Regions from separate parts of the Homo sapiens genome. Here region 2 is linked to region 1. Evidence: chromatin loops called from intact Hi-C (ENCODE). Cell type or tissue: PC-3. All regions are shown on one strand.

Evidence for each region. A loop is a pair of places that touch in the nucleus more often than their neighbours do. Peaks named below come from ENCODE experiments on the same cell type or tissue, not always from the same donor. Only the 100,000 strongest peaks of a DNase experiment are listed, where the experiment ranks them.
Region 2: a loop joins it to region 1, with 3 times the contacts of the local background. A loop is called at or near these places in 1 of 110 quality-filtered maps.

What each region holds. Positions count from the first base shown.
Region 1 is chr2:185,745,347-185,747,846 of GRCh38, forward strand. It overlaps FSIP2 (fibrous sheath interacting protein 2), which reads left to right. Exons shown (of 23, transcript NM_173651.4): 5 at 83-222; 6 at 1,323-1,464; 7 at 1,967-2,077. Among named protein-coding and RNA genes, the nearest start is that of FSIP2-AS2, 6.1 kb to the left of the region's middle. In PC-3, no CTCF peak of the experiment used is centred here; a DNase peak (open chromatin) is centred at 1,295; H3K4me3 peaks cover 1,474 bases; H3K27ac peaks cover 2,070 bases.
Region 2 is chr2:185,856,492-185,858,991 of GRCh38, forward strand. No RefSeq gene overlaps it. Among named protein-coding and RNA genes, the nearest start is that of FSIP2-AS1, 58 kb to the left of the region's middle. In PC-3, no CTCF peak of the experiment used is centred here; no DNase peak of the experiment used is centred here.

The sequences.
Region 1 (2,500 bases):
AAAATATATAAATTTAAATGGTTTTATTTCTGGGAAATGTAAAAAGCATTATATATATGTAATACACACATTTCTTAAATAGAGAATACTTGCAAAACAACTACATAACATACCGGAAAACAATCAAATCCCTCAACATTGTGATGTTGCACAAGTCCAAAACTGGTTGTTAAAGGAGGGCACTGAATCTATTAAGGACCAGGAGCGGCTGATGAGGCATAGGTAAGATTAAAGTTGAGGCATATTTTATGGGTATGTTGTGGACCCAAATAAGCTGGAAAATACTAGAAAGAATTGAAGACAATTTAAGTACTGGACACCATTCTCCTGGATCCCTCAGAGTGTAGAGGAAGGAAGTGAAACCAAGAGGTGGAAGAATTTTCTACCAGAGGGGTTAGGGTTGCTGGACGCCCAAGGGATAAGCCAAACTGGTTATTGAAAGAAAAATTAGATTCAAAATCTTTCTATATTAGAATATAGAAACAATATATTCAAACAATATATTCAAACAGTAACAGCTTTTTAAGATTCATCTTTAAGAACTGACAGCATTTTTTGAGGAAGTTAGTGCAAAGTCAAAAAAAGTAAGTTTGGAATAACTGATGCCAATATATAAATATGTGCTGTCTATAAAAAAGATTGTAAGCTCATTTAAATATGACTCAGTCATATTCAATCATGGCCATTCCATGGACAAGCCCATTTCTTAGGAAGTAAAGGATGTTATAGTTCTTTTTCCTTCACTAGGGATGCAGTAAGGAATTGGGCTGACTTTTATTACCTGACTTTTATATTCATTCCATGGTTTCATTATATGGTATTATTGCCATAATACATATTGATGTACCAGAGATCCAGACTACAGATGAGAGATTTGTTCAAGGACTTGTAAATTACAAGGAACCCAGTGCCCAGTTTTTCTTAGAGAATTCAAATGGACTGTTTTTTTTTTTCCACATTTGAAGTTACTGTTTCAGTTATTTCAGCCTTTTTTGCAAGGTCATATTCTTAAACCTACTGAGTTATGAATGCTTACTGTGCAAAATGTTTTGAGTAACTTTGCTCTGCTTTTTACCATTATCTTTGCCATTATATCAGATACTTGTGTAGTGGAGAGACCTTATAATAAGTAAAACATGGTGAGCTGGTGGGTTAGGCTGTTTTAAAGGTTTATAAACAGGACTGACAGAAAAACAGTAAAATTCTTGTAGTTCAAGAAATGAAAGGCAAGCAAGGAAGTGGTTTGGGAATGGCATAGCAGATGATGCCATCATAAAAGAAACAGCCAATTCACCTTTAGCAATATTTGCACTCTTACTCAGATATTTGGATATGATAAGTAGAAAACTAGAACAACTTGAACGCACAGCAGAAGAACAACGCCTATTCCTAATGGATAGAGAAGAAAGACGACAGCGGGAACACACAAGAAGAAAACTTACTCTTCGTAGAAAAATAGAAGAGGTGAGAGACAACAACTTTAAAATATTAACAGAAAAATTGTGTACAGTTGTTGCATTTGTAAATAATTTTAACTGTACATTGTGCTGCTTGAAGTCATTTCAGTTCAAAATAATTTGTTACCATTAAATTTTCTTCATAGCTATAATATACAAGTTGTTACATAAAATAATGAGGTGGATACCACAAAGTACGTATATAAGCCAATTTCTGCTCTTAAAGAACAGTTAGAAAGTTAACTAGACACTATTTAACTCTCTTAATGCCCTTATTGTGGAGACAAAATTTTTTTGAAATTTAGCTTTAGTAAAAAGTATCATATTTGCATTCCTAATAAGAGTGTAGTAAGAAAAGTATATTCTAAACCGAACGTATGCCTTTCATTATGCTTAACCTGATTTCTGTTAGGCCCTGACTTGTTTAATATACTTTTTGGTGGGACAAAATACAAAGATATTGTTGTGAAAGGCACACACACCAAGTGCAGTAACATTGTGATTTCTAGGAATGGAAGACAAAAGAGATGTTACTTCTGACAAGGATGGCAGAAGATGTTAAAAGAGAAGAGAGGATAGAAGAACAACAGCATAGAAACAGAGAAGAGAGTGACAGGAAGGTAGGGTGAGCTTTAACCTCTAACTTGAGCTGTTCGAAGAGAAGATTTTGTTTTGGTTTTTTGAAGTACAAATCACTTTGTGAGATGACTGTTGCCCAGTTACTCCAAATGATATGCATGATATAAAACTGCAAGTTATGGACATTTTTAGTATTTTTGACTATCATATAAAAAGTACTGCTCTATTATGTGATATAACTATTTTTGGCTTTATTTTTACACCATAAACCATACTTGTAATTACTATGAAAAAATTAAATGACTGATTAACTTTTTTTAGAACTAGCAGTTCTTTGTCAGATTTCTCAATTTTTCCTCACCAGTTAATTTTATTTAGCTTAACTTTTTATCTTTAATAATATATAAGATTTTGTGATTTAGAGTGTAAATCAATAAAAAGAAAGAGAAAAATCCTACCACCAC
Region 2 (2,500 bases), 110 kb after region 1:
AAAACATGATCCAACTATATGCTGCCTTACTCTGGATCCAAAGAAACAAATTTTTCAAAAAAGAATGGAATAACACATTCCACGAAAATATTAACCCAAAGAAACTTTGGGTGGCTATACTAATATCACACAAAATAGACTTTTGGTCACCTACTGTTCCAAGACCAAAGAATGACACTACATATTGATGAAATGGTCAGAATTCAGTGGATAAATAGTTCTTAAATAAGTTCAATATACCACTTTCAATAATGAATAAACATCTAGACTGACCAATAAGTAATTAGAGGATCTTGAACAAAACTATAAACCAATGAGACCTAGTAGATATATAGAACATTTCCCTCAACAACAGCAGAATACACAAGTGTACCTAGAACATTCTTCAGAATAGACCATATGTTATGTCACAAAACACACCTCCATAAATTTTAAAATGTAGAATTTTACAAAGTAGCATTTCTAAACAAAATGGAATGATGTTAGTTATCAATAAGTATAGGAAAAATGAAAAATTTAACAAATATTTGAAAGTTAAACAACACACTATTAATCAATAGAGTCAAAGAAGAGATCACAATGGGGGTCAGAAAATTCATATAAATTTTTAGAAAAATTATAATAAATAGTAACAAAACATAACAAAGCTTGTGGAATGCAGCAAAGGCAGTGCTCACTGGGAAATTTATAGCAGTAAACGTCTACATTAATTAATAATATATATAAAATCAATAACCTTAACATTACATGTTGAGGTAGAAAAATAAGAGCAAAATAAACTCAAAGCTATTCAAAAGAATGAAATAAGGGATTAGAGTAGAGATAAAGTAGAGAATAGACAAATAATAAAATCAATGAAGTAGAAAATTGTGTTTTTGAAAATATCAACACAATTGACAAACCTTTAGCTAGACTGACGAAATGTTGAGTAAACTTTATCACTAATGTGATGCTAGCTTCGGAATTTTTATAAATCTCCTTTATTATATTGATGAAGTTTCTTTATTTTTCTAGTTTCCTGATGGTTCCTGCCATGAAAGAGTAGTAGTTCTTGTCAAATGTCTTTTCTGCCTCAATTGAGATGACCATGTTGTTTTTCCTCTTAATTGTATTAATGTGGCGTGTATTAGTTTCCTAGGGCTATTATAACAAAGTACCACAAATTAAATGGGTGAAAAAATATAAATCTATTGTCCCAGTTCTAGAGACAAGAATGCTGAGATCAAAGTGCTGGTATGATTGTGCTCACTCTGGAGGCACAGGAAAGTATATGTTCCAGGCTTCTCTCCAAGCTTCTGGTAGCTGCTTGTCTTGACACAAGTATTCACATGGTATTTTCCTTTTGGTGTGTGTCTTTCTCTTCACATCACATTCCTTTTTAATAAGAACATCAGTTACATTGGTTTAGGGACCCACCTATTCCAGTGTGACTTCATCTTAACTAGTAATTACATCAACAAAGACTCCTATTTCCCAATAAAGCCACATTATAAGTTACTGGGGATTGAAACTTTAACTATTTTGAGGGAGTGCTATTAACCCCTACCATGGTGTGTTAAATTGATTGGTTTTCTTAATTTGAACAACCCTTGCATTTCTGGGATAAACCCCACTGAGTTGTAGTTTAAAATCTTTTTAATATGCTGTCAAATTTAGTTTTATAGCATTTTTGTTAGTTTTCTCCCTATCTATATTCACAAGAAATATCAGTGTTTAATTTTGTTTTCTTGTAATGTTTTTATATGGCTTAATATCTAGGTAATGCTGACCTCCTAGAATGAGTTAAGAAGTGTTCTTTCCTCTTTTATTTTCTTAAGATTTTGAGATGAATTGGTGTTAATTTTTTCTTAAATGTTTGGTATAACTCACCAGTGAATTCATCTCTTCCTGGACTTTTCTTTGTTGGAAAGTTTTAATGTTTAACCACAGCTATTCAACAACTTATTACAAATTTCAACCAGAACAATTAGACATTTACAAAAATGAAATGCATCGAAATTGGAGAGGAAGAAGTCAAACTGTGTCTATTTTCAGATGAGAAGAAAAATTCTGTGTATATAGCAAATCCAAAAGAATCCACAAAAAGGCTAAAAGAGCTAACAAACAAATTCAGCAAATGTCCATTATGCAAGATACACACACGCGCACACACACATACACACACACACAAATTATGTTTCTACGGACCTGAAATAAATATTTTTTAATGTAAGAATGTATATTAGTCTATTTTGCATTGTTGTAAAAGATACTGGGTAATTTATAAAGAAGAGAGTTTTATTTGGCTGAAGGTTCTGCAGGCTATACATGCATGGCACTAGCATCTCCTCAGCTTCTGGTGAGTTCTCAGGAAGGTTTGACTCATAGTAGAAGGCAAAGGGAGAGCAGGTGTGCCATATGGCATAAAAGGGAATGAGACATGCCAGCCTCATGTAAACAACAAAATCTCACATAAACTCATTACTGTGGGGAAGGTACCAAGCCATTCGTGAGGAATTCA